Regions from separate parts of the Homo sapiens genome. Here region 1 is linked to region 2. Evidence: chromatin contacts called from ENCODE Hi-C or POLR2A ChIA-PET data. All regions are on one chromosome and are shown on one strand. Each heading gives the region's core, a stretch centred on a gene start or an enhancer-like site at or near the end of the contact. The rest is flanking DNA. Distances are from core to core; before and after follow the strand shown. Region 1 holds the start of GBP4 (guanylate binding protein 4). Region 2 holds the start of LRRC8B (leucine rich repeat containing 8 VRAC subunit B).

Region 1 (7,179 bases), core at 1,594-4,093, 330 kb before region 2:
TTGTACATGTGCACCAGGATATAAATAATAAGAGTATTAATGACAGCCTTATTCATTAAAGATAAAAACTGGAAAAATACCAATTTTCAACAATAAATAAATGTACTGTCCTTAGGTAGTGGCATACTGTCTGAGGGTATAAATAATGGGTACACATAGTAACTAGAGAAAACTTATAAACTTCTTATTGAGCAAAAGAAGCAAGACATCCAAAAATACACACAATATAATTTCCTTTATGTAAAGTTTAAAAGCAGACCAACCTAAACTATGTTTTAGAATGCATATATATTATGTAGAACCATTTTTAAAAACCAAGAGTCAAAGAAGTGTGCCCTGAAAACAAAAACACTGGTGAGTTCTAGTGAAGGTATGACAGGGTATGATTTTTGGATGTTTAGGTTTGGTAATGTTTTATTTCTTGATCTGGATAGTGATTTCTCATGTATTCACTTTATTAACTTCACTGTAAAGGTATGTTGTACATACTCTTCTTTATGTGTCATAGTTCACATATTAGAAAGACTAACTAGAAGGGAATATAATTTATCAGAGTTTTGCCATGAAATGAAGCAAAAAATTAGAAATGGTAGCCCAATTTAAATAGAGGATACACAAGAATTATAATGCCTGTCCTTCTTCATATTTATTTTTTAAAACAGGATCTATTAAACTATATTTGTGTGCTATTTGAAGTGACCAGGTATCCTACACAAAAGTGATGAATGAGAAAGAAAGGGAATAATTGCTGGGGCTGAGCCCCTGAAGAGGTGAGCATAGATGGGATGAAGAAGACCCATGGAACGGATCTTTCGATAGGGTTGAGATGATTCTTTACTATTGGACTAAAGAGTGATATATATTTGAGATTGTAAATTTAGTGGTGAGAATTAGAAGTTTTCTTCATTGGGAGAAGTCATGCCCTTCTTTAGGATGACCCTAGAGGGGGTGTGATCAGCTGTGTTATCACTGGTTCCAAGTAAATGGCTCCTGTCCTAGGACCACACTCACCATTGCGCTTTCCTGCAAGACGATTCATGAGATAGGATTTTCCTGTGCGGTATAGCCCTACAATGGCCACCACCACCACGGGCTGAGAAATCTTGTCAAGAATCTCTAATGCCTTTGAATTCACTGTCAGCTGCTCTTCCTGGTTTTCCACTAGACAAATGGGGGCCATCATGATGGATTCAGATTCTGGATAACCTGTAACCCAGAAAAAAATACTCAGTAGAATACAAGATCTTGAAGTCATCCCTAAGGGCTACCTAAGGCACATACATATTAGCTTTTTGCTTGTGGAATGGTATATAAAATTTCTACATTTTAATGGTATATAAATATATTTCTACGTTTAATGGTATATAAAATTTCTATGTATATAAAATTTGTACATTTCAAATGGAAAAATATTTAGTTTAGCATGTCAAAGACTAGTACAGATCTGTTATGTACATTATTTATGATTCTTACAAGAACGCTAAAAATGCCTTGTCAAGGTGATGCATAAAATAAACAGAATTAGAAAATCAAGGCACTGATGGCAGAATAATTCCACTCCTGGAATAAATAGGGGCAGGATGTTACAAAAAGGAGATGAGGAGTGGTTAGAAAAGGCTCCAGGCATTCCAGAAGAATTTGCTCTCTCATTAATTTAATAAAGAGTATTGCGTACCTACCATGTGCTAATTAACACCGTTCTAGATTCTCAGCAACAAGCAAGGAACATAATTGATACAAACTTCTGCCTCTTGGAGCTCTATTTGTTGTAACCCAGCGAGTTACAGAGAAACGCCACACTCTGAGACGAATTCAGGAGTCCTTTATTAGCCGGCGACCGAGAGACGGCTAGTGCTCAAAATTCTCTCGGCCCGAAGAAGGGGCTAGATTTTCTTCTATACTTTGGTTTAGAAAGGAGAGGTTGGGGGGAGGGGTCTAGTTAAAACAATCCTACAGAAGTAAAGTAGGCAAAAAGTTAAAAGGATAAATGGTTACAGGAAAGTAAACAGTACTAGGTGCAGGGGCTTTAATTCTATCACAAGGTGATAGAAGCGGGGCTTTGGGCTTTATCAACCAGACACAAACGCGGGGGGCTCTGGGTGCTGTTAACCGGGCGAATTCCTGGGAACTGCGGGTATGGCTTGCCACAGTACCTTATCAGTTAATTGCATTCTTGGATGTGCTGGGAGTCAGCTTGCACAAGTTAAGTCCCTGAGGAAGCGGGTGGGTAAGGGGCTGCAAGTGAAGGAGCCGAGATGCAGACTGTCTGGCTCTTTCAGCTAAGGGAGAGTCAACTCAGGTTAAAACAAGGTAGGGTATCACATATTCTAGTGGGGGACAGAAAATTAATAAAACAAACAAGCAAAAAATGTGTATATGTATACTAGATGATGGTATTTCGCAGGAGAAAATGCCACAGCTCTGGGAGGAAGCCCGAGGAGGAGCAGCGCATCCTGGAGACACCGGTGCGCCTCTGGTCGCCGCCTGTGGACCGTCTAGAGACGCTGGGCCACACGGAGCAAAGCACTCAGGGGTTCAAGCAGCATCAGACTTCCCCGCGAGGTTCCTCCACTGCCTTTGTCACCCGCCAGTGTGAAGTCTCCAACCCTCCCCGTGTGCAGTCTGCGCTTGGGAATTTGTTGTTGTTTGTTATAACCCAAATATACTTGAAAGGTAAAGCTTAAGAGCAAACTTACCTGGTGTGGGCACTGCAGCGTGAAGAGTTCTCTCACCCATTGCTCTGTCCTCCTGCGCCTGGATCCTCGAGAAACGGACTGTTCTTAGAAGCTGAAAGTCCAGCCGGATTTACAGACATCCAAGTAAGAGTCTGTGAGAACCGAAATTGAAAGGACATGCACTTTGTGGGGAGTTGACTGTTGGGGATTTTCCTGTTTATCAAGACAGGAAACTAAAGGAGCTTGAAAGTGCTGGTTCCTCCACACCAGACTCCTGAAACTCAGGTTTGTTTGTCCCTCTTCCACCCTTAGCTTAGGTATCTTTCGCCTCCAAAATGAATATAGAGCAGCAGACATGAATGTTGTTTCATCTACCTGTCTCTCAGGGGTAATTTTGTCAGGGAAGAAATTTGAGTTTTTGTTTGCTTTTATTTTTTTTTACATGCTTATATGTTTCTGTTTCTCATCTCTTTTCTTTATTTTTTCATTAACCATAAAATATGTGTGTGTTTGTGTGTGTGTCTATGGATATCTATGTATCCTCTAACGTTGTTGCCCAGAGGTGCGGTGGTGGCAAGTAAATACTTCTCTTTCAAAACACAAACATCTCATTGAAACTGGATCTTTTGGAGGACAGGAGGATGATTGGACCATAAAAAGCATAATTTATAATTAGGAGTCTTACCCAGGCTACCAGAAAAATGGACTCAGTTCCTAAAATGACTAGCCAGTTTGTTAACAGAGTTTGGGAAATCTATCTGAAATAAATGGGTAATGATTCCCCATTTGTGCCTATCCCTTAGATCTTCCTATTTGTTTAGTAATGTCTGATTAAACATTTGCAAATTAATAAGTACAAAATTTTAGGCACTTAATCAGGTAAAATTACTGGTGCCGATTTTGATTCAAAACTTAACATTTATTTCCTATAAGCAATATTGAAAGTGAAAATAAAGCTAAGTCAAGTTTTAAATAGGACCAGTAATAAGAAATCAGGTGCTTTTTTCTCTTACCATTTTTTAATGTCAGGAAGTCCCTCTCTCTTAAAAAAAAAAAAAAAGAAGAAGAAGAAAAAGTACAGGGATGACTGAATCCAGGTAAATGTGTTTGAAACACCTGAATTTCACCAGTGGCACCCCTTTCCAGATAATCCAATGTTACTGACTTCAGATAATCATGGAAATGTTAATCAAGAAGAAATTTAGGCTGGGTGTGGTGGCTCACTCCTGCAATCCAACCATTTTGGGAGGCCAAGGTGGGCAGATCACTTGAGTCCAGGAATTGGAAACCAGCCTGGGCAATATGGGGAAACCCCATCTCTACAAATAATAATAATAATAAATTAGCTGGGCATAATGGCATGTGCCTGTTATAATAGTCCTAGTTACCTGGGAGTCTGAGGTGGGAGGATGACCTGAGCCCAGGAGGTCAAGGCTGCAATGAGCCATGGTGGTCCCACTGCACTCCAACCTGGGCAACAGAGTGAGATACTGTCTCAAAAAAAATTGTTAATTCACAGTTGTATGTATAATGATTGCACATAGCAATATGTCTATGCACATAGAAAATATACATAGCAATATGTCTGTGTTACACAGATAAAAGTCTATAAGTGTTCCCCCAACCACTACCTCCTTAAAATTAGTACTTCTAGCTCAGGTGATTTTTTTAAAATGTCTTTCTGAATTATATGAATTTTTAAAGACTTTTTTTATAATCACAGATATGCACACACATACTCATAAAAAGGAAATAACTTTTATTTTGATAAAAAGACTCTGAACATTTTTTGAATATTTTTCCATATCAGATTTTGAGCTTCTTATTTATACATTTTTTGAATATTTAAAGTGCAATGTCTATATGTTTTTGTATTTTGTGGTTAACTTGTAATTCATTTACAAGATGTATCAAATAAAACAGTTTTTTGAAATGAGGGTGTTTTACTGGCTCACTGATTTTGGAAGGAAACTGGAGGAAATGAGTTGCAGATGTTTTTAATCTCACTGAGCAAGGCAAGGAGACAGAAAGTTATGACGTTAGTAGATCATACAGGGCAAGTGATAATGTTATCTGTGTGTACTTACTTTAATATAGTTCAGAATAGTCACTGTCGTGTGTGTGTCTGTGTTTTTACAAATTGACATTCTGGAGGTAGTGATAAGCATATGAATGGCCCAATCTGGAATGATCTCCTGAAGAAGAGGTACCCTGTTCTGTGTCAACACCAAATTCTTATCAACTGGCATAAAGGATGTAGAAGTAATAATAACACCATTGTTGTTTAACAGAGGTGATTGGCTCAAAAAATAAGCATGAAGAAGTGTCTTTGTCTGTTTGGGCGTCTATAAAAAATAAGTAAATTGGGTAAGTTATACACAACAGAAATTTACTTCTCACATTCTTGAAGGCTGAGAAACACACGATCGAGGCATGGGTAGATTGGGGGTCTGATAAGGGTATGCTTCCTGGTTCATGGTTGGTGGCCCCTTGATGTGTACTCACATGGTGAAGGGCAAGGCAGGTCTCTGGAGTCTCATTTATAAGGGCACTAGTCTCACCAGTTTCATTCTCATGACCTAAGTTCATTCTCACTTCCTAAATGACCCACTGTCTAATACTATCACACTGGTGATTAGGTGTCAACATTGGTGATTAGGTGTCAATATACTTTGGGGTGATGGGGAGGTGCAAACATTCAGACCACAGTAAGAATGAATAAAATCAGACAAGCCTCCAGGCCTATGCCATCTGTGCAGTGTTCCAGTTGAAGAGCCCTGCTTTTCACACTCCATAGAGGATTTTGCCACTTGGTCTAACTTCAAGGCCAGTCACAGAGCCTCACCATATTCAACTTGGAATGAACTCTGGCTTCAAAGGAGCAGCGTCCATAGGCTAAGAACACATTACATGACTATTTGCAGCTACTTGCTATTGAATTTTTGACACAATTTAATCCAGGATTTTTTTAGTGTCATGTAACTGAAACAAAAATGGTATCAAGTATTGGGGGATGGGGATTTATGACTTCTCTGAGTTCTAACCACAAGGGGCATTTCACACTTTTAAAAATGATTCTATAACGCTTCACATTACTATTTAATTACTGATCAAAGCCAATCTACTCAGTAGTACCCAGGAACAACACATTTTCTTTGAAATTAAACAAAAGAGAGTATATTAGAAAGATGAACTAAAGCATTCAAATGAAAATGTGGGGCTCGTCGTTAAAAAAATCATCAAGAAATTCAATATAATAATTTCAAATCAAGCATTGACTTTTCTGAGGCTATGGTACTACATGACTGCATAATTTGCTTATCCATGAAGACAGAGCTATACATAAGATTTTTTTTTCTGAAAAACACTCTTTTCTCTCTTTTCCCTCTTTCCTTTTCTCTTTTCCTCTTTTTCCTTCTTTCATTTGCAATAATGCCAAAGATCTGTTGTTAGTTTTGATTTAGACTCAGAGTAATGTAAAATTAGGAGAAATCACACATTGCCCTTAATACTGTGAAGATCGAATACCTAAAATTATCTTATTTACACTATTTTACATAGGTTAAGTTCATGCTTTCAGAGAAGTCAGTGAAGAGTTAATCTCCAAAGCCCTTGGAGTTGGAACAAAACCTTTATGATGATCCTGATGTAGCTGAAGCTTTTATGGAGATTATTTAAATACATAACTTCACTGAAACCCTGTTTTCCGAGGCTTATGTTTCCAAATCGATCACTCTCGTGTGCTTTAACTGATAGCTCCCGGTGATTCCACTAGTTACGGTCCAGATGTTATTTCCTCCAAGAGACTTTATTTGGTTTATACAACTGAACTAGATCCCTACTTCTCTGCATCTATGGCACCCTGTTCTGATCACACTGTATGTGTGGTCTCCCTAATGAGGCTTTAGGCTTTTATCTTGTTTACTGCCCTTTTATAGTATTTAGCACAGAGCCCTGGAATTCAGCTGCTCAATAAATATTTATTAATTCTATTGTTCACCCCAGTGTTAAAATAAGATCTTATCTTAATATTCCAAAGTATTTGAGCTTACCAAGGAGAAAAGTTCAGGGAAACAGAACTTAATCTCATTCTTCATGATTCATATTCACATTTTGCAGAAATATTACAGATAAGCTGAATCAAGGTAGCCAATTAAATGTTGAGAATCAAGAGTAAAGAAGATTTCTTCATGACTCTGCCTTAACCTTCCTGCATAACCCAGACCCTCAGTGTGGTTCTGCTTGGAGAGAGTCCTACATCCAGAACCCTGGGTTCCAGACCTCATAGCAGAACCCACACAGAAGCCTGCTAAGGAAGAAGACAAAGCAACAGTACAGTGACAGCAGATAGGACAGGCAGTCCCAGGTATAAATTTGGTTGTAGGAATTGGAAATTATTTTATAGAGAAGAGTTGGTCTCTTTCTTATAATAACCTTAGAGTTGGTGTGATCAGGTGCATTATTATGATTCCGAACTAATGGTCTCTGTCTCAAGACCAGACTC
Region 2 (7,393 bases), core at 3,953-6,452:
CTTGGGCTTAGGAGTTCGAGACCACCCTGGCCAACACAGCAAAACCCTGTCTCTACCAAAAATACAAAAATTAGCCAAGTATGGTGGCAAGCGCCTGTGATCCCAGCTACCCGGGAGGCTGAGGTGGCAGGATCACTGGAGACCAGGAAGTTGAGGCTGCAGTGGGCCATGATTATGCCACTACACACTAGCCTTGGTGACAGAGCAAGATTCCATCTCAAAAAACAAAAAAAAAAGTTAAAAAATAAAATGTATATCATTAAAGAAACATTTTAATTTAGAACCCTGAAGGTAAACTTCCTCAGATCTCTGTTCAGTGTGATTCTCCCTCAGTCCTGCACCAACCTCAACTCCCCTGTAGGAGGCTGTGTTCTCTATGGTTATGCCTTCCCCACCAGAGTACAATATATTTAAGAAGAGGAATTACTATATTTATCTTGGTATTCTCCCTCACCTCTGTCAGGTCCTCAGTGCTTTTTTTATGTGTTGTAGGCATTCAATGTTTACTTAATAGATATAAATTCAATGTTTAATACATTTATTTCTTTAAAGAAATAGAAGATTTTCATTCTCATATTTTTCAAACACTGAATCGAAAAAAAACTTTAGTATTGGATAAGATTGTCTTCCATTTATCATAAAAATTTTCTCAAGACTCAGAGAAAATCAAACTCTTATCAAGGTGGCCACATGGAGCATAGCTTAATGTTGATGACACTCAGAGATTTTCTTTAAATTTTGGTTGTTTTTCAGGGAATCAGCCCAGAAGACACCTGCCAAACCCAGGAGTTAGGTGGTTATTTCATGTGGGTCATGGAATTCAACCACCAGAAGACCAAATTGTAGTGATTGTTTCATTTTCTATTACTTGTGACTTTGCTTGTGTCACTGGATAGAGGAACTGGCCACACTTACTGTTCATTCTCATCCCCTTTATCACCTGAGTGTAAAGACCCTATTGAGATGTTGTAGAAACAGAATATTTTCATATTGGCTTCTTCACCAGATTCTCAGCTTGCCAAAAAGAGCCAGGAGGCTGGACTGGTTATTTTAAGATAAAGTTTAGGGCCAATAAGGCAAAGGTAAAGGATGTAGTCCTTCTAAATCCTGCTTCTGTTTCAAAAGTTTAAGTTCCCTTCTCTCCATAATGCATTTTCTGACTACTTCCACCCATGTTATTCAATCTTCATTTCCTTTGAGCAGAAGATGCCCTTGATTGTTTTCCGTGTTCAACTAAGTTGTGGGCTGCTGGGGTCAGGGACCAAGTTTTATGCTTCTTTGGTATCACCCATGATGTCTAGCACACTGCTAGGCACAAAATAAGTGCTGTGAAACAAAAATGGAATCTCTGGACCCCAAACTGACTAAGCCAAAAGAAAAGCTAAGCTTGGGAACTGAGTCACTAAAAAAACTGCTTTCTGTTATTGGAAAAAACTACTTTAAAGTTCATATGGAACCAAAAAAGAGCCCACATTGCCAAGTCAATCCTAAGCCAAAAGAACAAAGCTGGAAGCATCATGCTACCTGACTTCAAACTATACTACAAGGCTACAGTAACCAAAACAGCATGGTACTGGTACCAAAACAGAGATATAGATCAATGGAACAGAACAGAGCCCTCAGAAATAATGCCACATATCTACAACCATCTGATCTTTGATAAACCTGACAAAAACAAGAAAAGAGGGGAAACGATTCCCTATTTAATAAATGGTGCTGGGAAAACTGGCTAGCCATATGTAGAAAGCTGAAACTGGATCCCTTCCTTGCACCTTATACAAAAATTAATTCAAGATGGATTAAAGACTTAAATGTTAGACCTAAAACCACAAAAACCCTAGAAGAAAAGCTAGGCAATACCACTCAGGACATAGGCATGGGCAAGGACTTCATGTCTAAAACACCAAAAGCAATGGCAACAAAAGCCAAAATTGACAAATGGGATCTAATTAAACTAAAGAGCTTCTGCACAGCAAAAGAAACTACCATCAGAGTGAACAGGCAACCTACAGATTGGCAGAAAATTTTTGCAATCTACTCATCTGACAAAGGGCTAATATCCAGAATCTACAATGAACTCAAATTTACAAGAAAAAAACAAACAACCCCATCAAAAAGTGGGTAAAGGACATGAACAGACACTTCTCAAAAGAAGACATTTATGCAGCCAAAAGACACATGAAAAAATGCTCATCATCACTGGCCATGAGAGAAATGCAAATCAAAACCACAATGAGATACCATCTCACACCAGTTAGAATGGCGATCATTAAAAAGTCAGGAAACAACAAGTGCTGGAGAGGATGTGGAGAAACAGGAACACTTATACACTGTTGGTGGGACTGTAAACTAGTTCAACCATTGTGGAAGTCAGTGTGGCGATTCCTCAGGGATCTAGAACTAGAAATACCATTTGACCCAGCCATCCCATTACTGGGTATATACCCAAAGGATTATAAATCATGCCGCTATAAAGACACATGCACACGTATGTTTATTGCAGCACTATTCACAATAGCAAAGACTTGGAACCAACCCAAATGTCCAACAATGTGGCACATATACACGATGGAATACTATGCAGCCATAAAAAGGATGAGTTCATGTCCTTTGTAGGGACATGGATGAAGCTGGAAACCATCACTCTCAGCAAACTATAGCAAGGACAAAAAACCAAACACCGCATGTTCTCACTCATAGGTGGGACTTGAACAATGAGAACACACAGACACAGGAAAGGGAACATCGCACACCACGGCCTGTTGTGGGGTGGGGGGAGGGGGAAGAGATAGCATTTGGAGATATATCTAATGTTAAATGACGAGTTACTGGGTGCAGCACACCAACATGGCACATGTATACATAAATAACTAACCTGCACGTTGTGCACATGTACCCTAAAACTTAAAGTATAATAAAATAAAAAATAAAAAAATTTTAAAAACCTGCCTTCTGTTGTTACCAGGTAGCTGCAACAATAGAAGGCCACATATCTCCCCAGATAGCCTCCCTCACAAATTGCTTACAGTGAAATGCCTTGTGGGTCCCTAAATCTTTCAGAATGCATATCCCTCCTATAAATGAGCCCTAAAACACAGTTCTGTTGAATCTCACTCTGACAATAACAGCTCATCTTCATATGTATGGTATAAGGACAAGACTTGGAAATCATCCCTCTGCCCACCCCAAGACAAATTCATAATTGACTTTCCCCCTATTTTCACATTTATCTTATGTAAAATGTAGATTTACTGAGCATGAGAGGAACACATAATCAGTATTCCTCTACCCACTCTTCACACGCAAAATGTGAATTCACTGGGCACTAATCAAAGCCTCACAAGAATGTAACTTCTTCCCTCATTGCCTACCTTCCCATTTCCCTTTTTTTTCTTTCTTTTCTCCTTCCCCTCCTGCTGGCTCTTTCCCCTTTAAATACTGAAGTCCTCAAAAACTCTCTTTGCAAAAGGCACAGATCACAGATGTTCCTGTATTTGTGCTTTCTCCTGGGGAATGTCCTTAACCTTGGCAAAATAAACCTCTAAAACGATTGAGACCTGCCTGTCATTTTTTTGGTGCTTAAAATCCATGATGGAATTTTTAATCACTATTTTAGACTTGGGTAAATCTGGCTGTGAAAGTAGTGACAGAGTCTTTTAGAATTTTCTTCTACCAAAAATAATTAATCAGAAAGTCCCTGAGAGAATTTCAGATACTCCTGTAAGGATCAAACCTAAATTTAAATTAGACTTGTAGATCTGTGCATACCCAGTGTCTCACACATATAAACTCAATAAAAATTTATCGAATGACCAAGTGAAGAAATGTTCTTTCAGCTTTTCCTTCAAGACTCAGAAAAAAGATATCTGCAGTTCCAGAATGGACTGAGTGAACAAGAAAAGAACAGATCAGTGACACAAAGACAGCCTTCTTTTTCCCTTTCAGGGTGACTCAAATTGTAGTCCTCATCTGAACAGTCTGAGACACAACTCTTGTCTCATATTAACTCGATAGGGCATTTGCTATACTCCCATTTACACAAACTGCTCAGATGCCCCAAATGCTGAGTCTGTTCGTCTTCATTTTATTCCTTTGGGAGATGCCGGTACAAACTTGTTTTTTCTTTCTTTTTTTAAATGGAGATGTGACCACCATAGCAACTAAAAGACATAAATCTTGCCTAATTGAATCAGTGTGCTCAAGATAATAGCCAGGGCAGAGACTGAGTTAAAACTGGGGTAAGGGTGAGAGTGGGGAAATGGATGAGGATGATAAAAATATTTATGTCCCTAGAATTTGTGGGTTTGGATTAATTCTGTTTCGTAAGGAATATTGTTGGCCTTCAAATGCAGTGCCACTTGGGAGAGAAGCAAGCGGGCAGTAGTTGAGGTGTCTCTGCAGTTGAATCGCAGTGAAAGGCAGGTTATGAGTATAGGGACCGCCCCTCGGCCATGTGGTCCCCTCCCTATCCTGAGGATAACGACATTTGAGAGAAGCCAATGGTATTGGAAGGCCAGAATCGAACTTAAGCCGCTTAGTTGGTACAACTGTAAACCCTCCCTCACAGAGGCTGGGCCCTGCAATCTTTCTAAGCAGGGTAAAGAAAAGTAAGGGGACTTCCTTTTCGAAGAGGAGGTTCCCGCGTGCTGCACCCGACCTTTCCCTCAGGGCCCAACACGCGTTATATAAATGCCAAGTTACTCAGGGACGCACACGTGAGAAGGCTGGGGCCCGACACACGCGGTGTAGTGCCGAAGTCACCGGTGTGGCGCGCCTGGGGGACACGCCGAAGCCCATTTCCCTCCCGCTTCTGGAAAGCAGTCCCCGCTCTTTCCAGCTGCTCCGCGGGGCGTATGGCTGTGCGCTACCTCCTGCGGACCCCAGGCTGGGCGAGGGGGCAGCGATGGCCACATGGCGCGCTCGGGGAGATGGCAGCTGCGCTTTGTTTCCAGCAGTGATAGGTGAGTCACTGGCTCCCGCAGCCCCAGAGCTGGGCAAACACTCAGGCCCAGGCAGCTGAAAAATTCACAGCAGGAGCAGCTACCGAAGCGACTGCAGCCTCTTCCTCCTCTTCCTCCTCCTCCTCCTCCTCCGCCACTGCTACCGCCACCACCGTGGTAGCCGCCTCCGCGCCCTGCCTCCGCCCCGTCCCCTCCTCCTCCACCCGCGAACTTAGTCAGCGGTTCGCGCCGCCGAGCGCCCATTGGCCAGCGGAACGCGTCGCGTCACAATGGAGCCGGTCGGAGGCGGCGAGCCGGACAGCGCCGGGGCTTCCCGCTGAGCCCGCAGCCTCCGGCAGCCGGGAAAGTGCGGGCGCGGGGCCGCAGCCTGCCCGCCCGGAGCGGCCCAGGAGCACGCCGCGGGGAGCGCGGGCGTCCGGGGCTGGAGTCGCGCAGGTAGGTCGGAGCGTGACACCCCGGTTCCAGGAGGGCGAGCCGCGCCGACCGAGGTGGTGGAGGAGGAGGACCGGATACGGGGACGCAGCAGGTGGGGCTGGCCGAACAGGTGCGGTTACCTGTTCACGCCTCACCTGCGAGCCAGGCTGCGGGCCGGTAGCGCGGCTGCAGAGACGAGTGGCCGCTTCGTTGTGCTCCCTGCCTTCGGGAGAGACGGAGTCCCACGCTGAGAGGACCTCTCCTGTGTGCTGGGGTCATTTGGAGCAAGAGGTGTGGGCGGTCGCGCCGAGACGGTCACCTCTCTTTCCCCCGGGAGTCTCGGCGTTGCACCTGAGCGTGAGTCCTCGGGGCGGGGCGGGAAAGGGGTTCCGCTTTCCCAGGCTGGCGTCTCGCTCCAGATGAGCGCAACTCCCCTGAGGGTGCCCCCATTTGGTCGCTCTGTTTTGCCCCCTGCGCTGGCGCTGTTGGGAACTATTTTATGCTCTTGGGAACTATTTTATGCTGTTGGATACGCGTTGGTTGCCTATAATTTGGTGGTGGTGTTGGGCGTTGATTTGTTTGAGAAAGAAAGGGCAAGCGTTACCAATTTAAGAAGAAGACTCAAGAGTTTCCCCTGAGCTTAGTTGAGCAGGTGCTGAGAGGTCAGAAGGGAGGAGGCTCAGTATTGGCTCATTAATCTGTGTGCTCAACTGACTTCCTAAAGTCCATAGATTGCCTTTAGTTAGATGACATTTGTGGAAAACTTTTTTTTTCTTTGTGGTCAAAAAGACACCCCTCTAAAAGAACAAAACCGACATGTGAACTTCCTTGAATAAATTCACTTCGCCTAAAGACTTCAAACAAACAAACAAAAAAACACTCCACTGGTAAAAGATAACAGTATGAACATTTTAAATTGTAGATATATAGCCAAATTAAAACAGGCAATTTGTTCAGCGTATATTAAGAAGACATTACGTAGCATGATTTTTATTAAAAGACAACCTATTTGCAAATGATATAGTAGTCTTTGCAGAACACCCCAGAAATCTTAAAACAGATTTATCTTTATCAGATGGTTCTGTCCCCTAAACCTAGGTGTAGGAGTGAGGATGGAAAAGAAGTCAAACTGCAGTGTAATTTTTTAAACAATTCCAGTACCCTCTATGTGTACAGGCTACACCTCCTGAGAACCCCAAATGCTCTTTGTTTTGTTTCTTTGTTTTGTTTTGAGACGGAGTCTCACTCTGTCGCCCAGGCTGGAGTGCAGTAGTGCGATCTCGGCTCACTGCAACCTCCACCTCCTGGGTTCAAGTGATTCTCCTGCCTCAGCCTCCCGAGTAGCGGGGACTACAGGGGCCCGCCACCACGCCCAGCTAATTTTTATATTTTTAGTGGTGGCGGGGTTTCACCATGTTGGCCAGGCTGGTCTGAAACTCCTGACCTCAAGTGACCCACCCACCTCGGCCTCCCAAAGTGCTGGGATTACAGGTGTGACCCCAAATGCTCTCTGAATTGTGGGTGCCGAGGTGACTTTCTTTTTCTCCTGGCTTTCCTTGTCAGCAGCTCTACTCAGAGAATATAAAGTGACAGCCAACCCCCAAGGTAATTGGGCCTGTGTAATTTTAGAATATAAGCCCTAACATGTCTGATATTTCTGTAAGCTAAAAAGAGGTCTCTTGAATGGGGGTGATGTTGTCATTGAGTGCACCCTTGGGTCATGGCACTTTCCTTATACTTAGTATCCCCAACAACATTTTTAAATCTGCATGTCGGAATTAAGTTTACCATTCTTTGAAATGTGTTCTCTTTTTCCTCAATTGGTAAGGTGTTCCAACATGTTCAGCCTATTATGAATCTTTTCACATTTTGAATGATTTCATTTGACTAGTTGAGATTTGCTTTTTTAAACCTCTTCTCTACCACTATCACCATTTCCCATTGCTATTTTAATTTTCAGAATCCTCAGAGTGAAAACACCAACAGTAAGTAAAATGAAAAGGGGCTTAATAAAACTT

Evidence for each region. A loop is a pair of places that touch in the nucleus more often than their neighbours do. ChIA-PET counts read pairs that join two places held with the same protein, here RNA polymerase II (POLR2A). Pooled maps may share reads with other maps.
Region 1: a loop to region 2 is called in a pooled map, with 4 times the contacts of the local background. The contact joins the promoter of GBP4 here to the promoter of LRRC8B in region 2. A Hi-C loop is called at or near these places in 1 of 37 single-sample maps with no recorded cell type and 8 of 50 pooled maps. POLR2A ChIA-PET finds 5 or more read pairs at or near these places in 2 of 52 experiments (activated CD4-positive, alpha-beta memory T cell and activated CD8-positive, alpha-beta memory T cell).

The regions. Positions count from the first base shown.
Region 1 is chr1:89,196,099-89,203,277 of GRCh38, forward strand. It overlaps GBP4 (guanylate binding protein 4), which reads right to left and starts at 2,844. Exons shown (of 11, transcript NM_052941.5): 1 at 2,697-2,844; 2 at 1,012-1,206. The coding sequence starts at 2,736. LOC107985076 (a long non-coding RNA gene) reads left to right here and starts at 2,249. Exons shown (of 3, transcript XR_002958332.2): 1 at 2,249-2,310; 2 at 2,405-2,960. RefSeq lists a silencer at 2,648-2,942.
Region 2 is chr1:89,519,627-89,527,019 of GRCh38, forward strand. LRRC8B (leucine rich repeat containing 8 VRAC subunit B) reads left to right here and starts at 5,203. Exons shown (of 6, transcript NM_001369817.2): 1 at 5,203-5,396. RefSeq lists a silencer at 5,067-5,526 and enhancers at 6,228-6,729, 6,730-7,231.